2 separate regions of the Homo sapiens genome follow, and region 2 is linked to region 1. Evidence: chromatin loops called from intact Hi-C (ENCODE). Cell type or tissue: IMR-90. All regions are shown on one strand. Each heading gives the region's core, and the rest is flanking DNA. Links, peaks and the distances in the headings are about the cores only. Region 1 overlaps CCNY (cyclin Y). Region 2 overlaps CCNY (cyclin Y).

Region 1 (4,389 bases), core at 154-4,153:
ATTAGCATACTAATAATGACAATAAAAAATAATCCATTTACTAAGCAATACAAACAAAACATCATTAAATTTAACAAAAGATGTGTAAAGACCTTATATAGATTATAAAAAGCCAAAATACATCTATAATGTATAGAAATACATTCTACTCACGTATATACTCATCTGTACATACAATTATTCACACCTAAACATACCCTGCCCTGTGTCAAGCCATGGGGTGCATGCTGAGCTGGGCACACAGCAGTAAACACAACAGGTATGGCCCCTGCTCACAGAATTATCAATCCTTTTGGAAAGTTTAAAGATTATCACTGTCTGGTCACAGTTCATTTTACAACCTACTTTCATTTTAAGATTTAAAATTCAATTAGCTGGGCATGCTGGTGCAGGCGTCTAGTCCCAACTACTAGGGAGGCTGGGGCAGGAGGATCGCTTGACCCCATGAGTTCAAGGCTGCAGTGGGCTGTGGCTGTGCCACCACATTCCAGCCTGGGTGACAGAGCGAGACCCTGTCTCTATTTAAAAAACACCACAAAACCAAACCTTAAAATTTAGTTGCGGCTTTGCCAGGAACCTTGCTTCACCCTAACACTGCTCCCTTTTGAGCACTCTACTGCTCACTGCCACATTCACCAGAGGCCAGGTAAGGAAAACCATAAAGAGGGTTACGGAAAGTCCAGGTGAGGGTGAGGGACAGCGGGAGCAACAGGATAAATGCTAGTGCCTGTTCCCTTCTGTGTGAGGCTTGATAGAAGCACAGGCACAGGCGGACACACCTGAGAACTCTCTCCAATTCACAACACTGGGACTGGCAAGCTCTCGCTAGCTGCCATACCTGATCATCACCCCTACAGAGCTGGCCTGCTCCTCCAGTCTGGCCTTGTTTCCCGTATCTCTTCACCGCACACTTTCTGCTCCAGCAACTTTGCCACCACACAATCTTCTTTCAGTTTTTCCCAGGCTTGACCAGGCCAGCCCCTCTGCCCTGAATATCCTCTCTAGGGGAAGCCACTGGCTCTCACCTCAAGTGTCAGGCAAACTCCTAAGCCCTGGAAGCCTTCCTGACCCTCCTAGGCTCACTTCCGTGCCTCTCTCCCACTCCCACCAAGCCTGGTACATGCCTGTGTACTTCTTATATCCCTATAACCACTGGTTTGAATGTGTGCCCCCCATACCCCCAAAATGTGTGCTGACTACAGAAATGAGCCGGTAAATTAGTTAAAATGTCTTCTATATGCCACTAAGGAATGGAACTGAATGGACTGCAGAGAGGTATTTCAGATCCAGTCCTCGCTCTCAAGGAGCTTCTTTCCACAGCAAACACAGACACACACACACACACACAGACACACACACACACACACACACTCTCTCTCTCTCTCTCTCTCTCTCTCTCTCTCTTCCCCCTACCCTGCTGATAATCCTGAAGCAAGGCAGAATGCAGTAAGGATCACACATACAGCAATGATAGGCAGTGCTCCAAGTCTAACTGGTGGAGAGATGACTGCACAGAGCAGGTGAGATTTCGACGGGCCTCACGCAGAGCTGGATTTTTATTTGGAGGACTGCTCAGAGGAGGTGCATCTCAGCTAGAAGGAAGAGGACAGGCCAAAGCACATAACGGACAGAGAAAAGCTTATTAGGGAACTGCCAGTAGACACGCAAGGCAAGACAGTTGAAGAAGAAAAGCTGTGGGTAAGGAAAGCATGCAAGGTGGATTCAGGCCACCTTGGAAAGCCCTGGGTGCCAGAACAAGAAGTTGTACTTTTCCTGAGGACAGAGGGACAAACCACTGATGACATCTCAACAGTTCAAATTTGACTGCTGGTGTTTATGTTTAGAAGGATATTCATTAAAAGAAAATGTGAAGGTGAAGTGACAAGTTTAAATTCAGAGAAAGGAGAAGAGAAAAATCATGTATCAGAGAAATATACGTGACGACCTCACTGGGTCCTAGGACGATCAGAGCAACAATGCTGGTTAAAACTATCGGTGCTCGGACCCCAGCACAAAGGCAGGGGCGGGGCGGGGAGGGGCCATCGGTCAGTGAAATCAGTACCACATTAGGACACGAACAGTACTCGCCCTACCATGCATAAAGTCCAAATGTTCAACAGTCATTAACAAATAAGCTGAATAATGAAAGGAACATAAAAGAATGATCAAATGAAATACCTCTTCTCAACAACTTAAGGAAAGAAAAGGAAAAACTGGCAAGGACCAACCATTAACTCAAATGCAAATGAACTCAAAGAAAGAATCTCCTAGCAACCAGCCTCTCCTGAGAGGCATGAATTAGCACTATCAATGGAACGGGAAAAATACCACTTGGATTGCTGATATTTTAATACCCAGCAAATGACTAGGTCTTTTAACTATGGGGCAATATTTATGAAATCTGCTGTTGCAGACAGCTGAAAAGCATATGAAATGACAACACCCTGAAAGCTAGAAAAAAGGCATTTGAGTCCACTATCATTACTCCATTAAACACTCAACAAATATTTATGGAGAATCAACTCGATGTAGGTGTTCCTTAAGAGAAACACGATGGTGAGGCCCTGTGGCCCCCAGGGTTAAAGGCTGGGGGTGGGGCATGAGGCAGACAAGTCAGAGGCTTTTGCCCCAGGTAAGTGCCTCCAGGAAGAATGGGTTAGTTACCCAGGCTAACAAGGGAGCAGGCGAAGGGCATAAGAAGCAAAGTACACCAAAGACACAAGGGTTAATTTAAAAAAAAAAAAAAGCATACTGGGCATTTGAGACGCACCATAAGAAGGGGGAAGCAGTGAGAAAAAATTGGTGAAGGAGTCTGGATTTTTATCCCCAGAGAACCAGGGAGTTACTGAAGGAGTGGAGTGACCAGACCAAATACACACTTTAAAAACACCATTATGACCGCACGCTGGTGAAAAAAATGAGCCCAAGGAGTAAAAGTTGTCAGTTGGGAGCTGTGGTCATCATCCACGTGGGAAAGGGGTTGGAAAAAGTAGATGGATTTGAAGATCTGGAGGAGACGGGATGCACCTGGTAAGTAATGAAAGCTGGAACATGAGGACAAGGAGGCAGATGAGAGTGACAAGCAGTGGTTGACAATGGGGCCATGCACTGGGCTAAGGCACAGAGGAGGGAGCTGGAAGACCCAGTTCGGCGGTGGATATGCTGCTGGGTTTAACCTATCTGTGGGATAACCACAGCCCATCAATCCAATTAAGCCCCATCCACTGACAGCTGTGCCAAATGCCTGACACCGCTCCTCTTTCCCATTTCCTAGAACCTTTTCCTCCAGGCTCAGTAAGATAAAGATAGCCTGTTACCATCTCCAGCTCTAGAGGCAGCAGCTTCCTGCACCTTCTCTGCCCACTGTTACTCTGAAGCTTTAATGCTGGCCAGGCAGGACCTTCCATAATGCAGCTTCTTTGCTGATGATCAGGAAGTAGGTCAATGTCATAAACTTACTTCCCAAATCCAGTTAACAAGTGGTTACTTTCAAGCAAATGATGGTGTAAATTTCAAGCTCTGGAAGTATTTATCATTTGCCTACATCCATAAATTACTGTCAGAGCCTTTGATTTCTTTGCCTCTTCCTTTCTCTCCAAGTTGAGGATGTGCTGCCAAATTTAATAATGAGTTTTAAAACAATTTCCATAAATCTTTTTTTAAAGTTCTGCCTGACAGTTGTTTCCTAAAGTGTTGGTATATGATGTCATTTGTTATCAAATTGTAATCTCTTAGCTTCATTGACTCTTTTTCCTTTTAAACTTGGTGCTTCCAGAGTTTCACTATTTATTACCTTCCACGAGCTTATGCTGCTTTAGAGTTCAGTCACCAAAACATCCTTGACTCTTCCTTCTGTCAGATTCAGTAACTTATATACATATATGCATATACTCTGGATCACCTGAGTTAGCATATTCTACGTCCATTGTTACTGAGGTAACAGATGCTTTCTGAACGTTAACTCTGTGGGTAACCAAGAACACAGGAAGAAACTAATGTTTAGTAAGCATCTACCATGTGCCAGACATGTTTATTTAATCCTCACAGACACTCTCTAAAACAGACATTACTAATCCTATTTTTTAGATGAATAAGGAGAACCAGATAAGGTAAATCATACAAAGTCAGACTCCTAGCACATAGCACAACTATGGTTCCACATCTAGCACATCTGAATGCAGAACCCTAGCTTGAATCCCTCTAGTGAAAGAAGTCACTTCCTTAGAAGCCATGAAGATCAGGAACCTCCATCTGCCAAAAGGCAGTGTCAAGGAGACACACCTTCACTTTCAGTGTACAGAACCTCCATTTACCAGCAGTTTATACTTTCCAAAAGTGCCGCTGCAACCATTTCCCCAAATATCTCTAACTAAGGCCTAACGTAGCTGA
Region 2 (4,389 bases), core at 191-4,190, 77 kb after region 1:
TGAGAGAAGGCAACAATAACACATTCTTATTGCATACCCAAGTTTTCTTCCAAGCATGAAGAATTGAACTTGGCATTTCACAGTTTTATGGAAGTCAACATAAAAGGGTTTTTGAGTTCTCACTACTTTAAGAGTCACAATTCTCAGCCGGGTGTGATGGCTCATGCTTGTAATCCCAGCACCTTGGGAGGCCAAGGTGGGCGGATCACAAGGTCAGGGGTTCAAGACCAGCCTTGCCGACACAGTAAAACCCATCTCTACTAAAAATACAAAAATTAGCTGGGCATGGTGGCAGGCGCCTGTAATCCCAGCTACTTGGGAGGCTGAGGCAAAAGAACTGCTTGAACCCGGGAGGCAGAGGTTGCAGCAAGCCGAGATCATACCACTGCACTCCAGCCTGGCAACAGAGCTAGACTCCGTCTCAAAAAAAAAAAAAAAAAAAGCACAGTTTTCTATTTCTTAGTTTGTTCATAAGTAAAATCAGGGAGTTGAAAGAGTTCCCTTTAGCTCAGCAAACACTTACTAAGCACCATATATGTACACCAGGGGCTGTGGTAATGCCAGGATTCAAAGATGAAACGAACAGTGCCTGACCTTGAGAAGTCTGTAAAATGTAGTAGACTACAGTAGTAGTAGCAGTAGTAGTAGTAGCAGCAATAAAATATATATAAACAGACAACTTCTAATATAATCTGATATAGATGAGGGTTCTAAGGAAACACAGAAAGAGAGCCTGTCCTAGGCAGAATAACGTCCCCAAAGATGTCCTCGTCCTAATCCCTGGAACCTGCAATCTTACATGGCAAAGGGGAATTAAGGTTGCAGATGGAATTAAAGTTGTTAATCCACTGACTATAAAACAGATGTTCCTGGTATTATCTGGGTGAGCCTAAAGCAATCTCCTTAAAAGTGGAAGAAGAAGGCAGAAGAGACAGGGATGTGCTGACAGAAGTACACTCCAGACATGGTAGGCCACTGACTTTGGAAACAGGAGGGGGCCATGAGCCAAGGAACGCAGGCAACCTCTAGACACTGGAAAAGGCAAGGAAACAGATTCTCCCTGAGAGCCTCCAGAGGACCTCAGCACTGCCAGCCCTTTGATTTTAGCCTAGTGATACCCAGGTCAGACTTCTAAACTAGAGAAGTATAAGATAATGCATTTGTATTGTTTTAAGCCAGAAAGTGCATAGCAATTTGTTGTGGCAGCAGCAGAAAATGAACACAGAGCCTTTCTGTTGGAAAATGCAATTATTTATATGTCAAAAGAGAAAACGCAATTATTTATATGTCAAAAGAGAATACTCATTCCATCAGCCACACCCAACAAGGAGAGGAAGCTCATTAAACCTAAAGCTGGGTGCAAAAATGCAAATGTTGAGTGGTATATAGCCATCATGTGACACTAAGTTTCCAGCCTGCTCCCAGAACATCTTTCATAGACTCACCAGTCAACAGAGCTGTGATGTGGAAGACAAACTACTTGCCAATACAAGGCCATTAACTATTCATACAGAAACTGCAGTGCCACCTAGTACTTCTGTGCCACATATATAAGTGTTCATCTGGGCCTTCTGAGATGTCTGCTCTCAGACAATCTATTTTGTTTCAGCCTTTGTCAGCCAACACTCTACAAATATAGCCTACCTATATACTCTACAAATACACTCTCCAAATACAAATGGAGCACAACATTTAAATGTGATACCAGGAAAGGCTGCAGAAGACAGCCCACCCCTGGCCTGGGGCCAGAGCATCTCCTTCTCTAGAATTGCTCTCCAGGAGTCAAATATAGCCCCACAGTTACCTGTCAGGCCACATTCTGAAATGCTAAAGGAACATGAAAACACACAAAGGGGCTGCTTCCTCCTGGACACTGGCCCAGCATTTGTTCACTTACTTGAGATGACTCAACTAAGTCATCTCAAGTAAGTGAACGTGCACAAAGGCAGAAGAACTAAGGCCAGAGGGGAAGGGCCATACCTAATTTGGCTATTTTCAGGAAAGCTGTGCTTCAGTATGGAATCCTACAGCTGTGTTCAGAATCCACCAAAGATCTGTGACTTTAAATATTCTTACGTGGATCTTGGCAGTGAGTTCACTCAGGAAGAAGATGCTTAATTCTACATGCTATACATTAACTACTAAATGTATTTACACAAAACCCAAACATTTATCTTGCTTTATAAAATACACTTAGAAAACTCCACACAGTAAGTTTTTAAATAATAAGCAAACTGTATGTGCATGAGCACTTTTCAGAACACATGCACACCTGCACTCCCCTCCTCCCTTTTGTGGATTCCTTTCCTTTCTTTACCCACCTCTTCTTGGCATTATCCCCTGGCATCCTCCCTTGTTTATCTGATCAATCGACAGTTTGGAAGCCATTCTTCCCACCATCCTTCTCCCACATCTGCCCCACATACAACATGGAGCAGGCAGTCTCATGGCGGCCCAGAGCTCACTACTGTCCAGCTGTAGAGCAGCCTCCTCTGCATTTCTATCCAGAAGGGGCAGAACCCTGAAGCCTCAGAACCACCATCATCACCAGGCATTCTTATGGGAGCTCCCGCAACCCCTCAGCAAGCTACATGGGGAAGGAACTCAGCATCCTGAGGAGGAAAAGGACTATCTCACTGGCAGTAACTTTTTTAAAGCAATCAATCATAAGTTTTGGTGTTTTCCTTTGTTCATAAGTTAATCAAAGAGGAATGGGAGATTTTTTCCTGTGTATTTTTTAAGTCAGTCTCATTTCTCTCCCATAAAAGTTCAGAATAGATTCACCTCTAGAATAAAAGGACAGTGGAATTCCTCTCAGTAGTGTAGTATGTTGGCAGCTCAGGGGGAGCATAAAATGGTACTAGCTATGTTTTGGCCCAACAGCAGGAAATCACTGAAGGCCTGCTGGTGTTCACTGAAGAATGTGAACGTGCACAAAGGCAGCACTGCATTTGGGCCACTGCCAGCTTTTCACTCCCAACGCTTTCAGAGAATTGCACCATCCCCCACCCCTCCATAAAAACCAAACAACAAACAAAAAAACAGGTTTTACTAAAGACCTTCATTATTAAAAATCAATGAAGGAATCTTGACATATCTAAGAATGCATTTTCCACACATAATCAATCCTACAAAAGTAACAATATACTGTAAATGCCTCATTTGAAGATTAGTTCCCAGAAAACCTCCAAGTTTCCTTCAACTCGGTCAATATTGGAAGGCCGTACACTGCAAGATGAGCTCACACAAGTCACCACCATGTGGACTCCCGAGTCCATTTAAGTCATCAGTTTAGGGAAACCTGCATTCTCATATTGTAAAAGCCAATAATAAAGTATAGTATTTTTATAATGGAAACTGACATAATGGGATACTGCTTATATACAATAAACTTTAAAGCTCCAAACAACAAATACTCCCTTAGACTCAGTCACTACTAAAGAACAATCAAGTCTAACTTTGGATATCAGAGGCCCCTTCCTCACCTGCCATCTTCTAAGAACCAGGATGCATAGCTCTCTTAAGAGAGACCTGCAGGATGAGAAAAGCTGCCATGCTTTACCGGGAAATCCCTTTCCATTCTGGACCTGCCTTTTCTCTAGCACAAAGGTTAAAGGGAGCTAAGGACAAAAAAGGTTCCAGAGACTCTGACACGATACGAAGATTTAAAAAAGATAAATTCACAGAATGTAATGTATGACTTCTCAACAAGCCGGCCCCAAGTTAAGCATCCCCAGGTCAGTAGCTCTCTTCTATAGGAACGTGACACAAATTTTTGGCTAAATCTAGCAGAATTACATATCCAGAGGTCCAAAAGCGCACGCTATTCCTATCCCTCTGTTTCCCATTTCAATCAGATTGCTGGGGAAAAAAAAAACAGAAAGACAAAGGAGCAAGACACTTAAAACATGAGACGCATTAGGACAGATATGTAGTGACATTCAGAGCTCACACATGCTTATGGTAAATTCTGTTTTTGTGCTCAATGAAATCCCTAAGATGATGCTGACCTTTTCTCTTTCAAGAGGCTGAGCAAAAGGCTGGTATCACTCCTCAACAAAATAACTAAATATCTCATTCGTGGAAGAGGAGATCACAAAGTTCTCATTTATGGAAGGCACCCCAAGACTGGACGGTTCTGATGACGCACACTGCAAAGGGCAACTGGGTTTTAAAACGTTCTTATCTATTATTAGGAAGATTACAGTGAAACTCAATTTCACGTGTTTTAAAGAAATATCAGGTATTGGTAAGAATATGGGGCAACTGGAATATTCTCACCTTTGCTTCTGGGAGTATACAGTGGCATAACCACTTTGGAAAACTGTGGACAAAGCATTCCATGTGTTAATTAAAATTTGCAGGTACCAAATGATATTATGCCTCAAG

What was found. Hi-C counts contacts between places; a loop is a spot of excess contacts. Peaks named below come from ENCODE experiments on the same cell type or tissue, not always from the same donor. Only the 100,000 strongest peaks of a DNase experiment are listed, where the experiment ranks them.
Region 2: it touches region 1 in a loop (4-fold over the local background); 7 of 110 quality-filtered maps call a loop at or near these places.

Annotation. Positions count from the first base shown.
Region 1 is chr10:35,462,921-35,467,309 of GRCh38, reverse strand. All of the region lies in intron 1 of CCNY (cyclin Y), which reads right to left. Among named protein-coding and RNA genes, the nearest start is that of CCNY, 130 kb to the right of the region's middle. RefSeq lists enhancers at 3,128-3,628, 4,053-4,389. In IMR-90, for the core only: no CTCF peak of the experiment used is centred there; a DNase peak (open chromatin) is centred at 2,329; H3K27ac peaks cover 357 bases.
Region 2 is chr10:35,385,493-35,389,881 of GRCh38, reverse strand. The region is part of intron 1 of CCNY (cyclin Y); the gene reads right to left. Among named protein-coding and RNA genes, the nearest start is that of CCNY, 51 kb to the right of the region's middle. In IMR-90, for the core only: no CTCF peak of the experiment used is centred there; a DNase peak (open chromatin) is centred at 1,941; H3K27ac peaks cover 435 bases.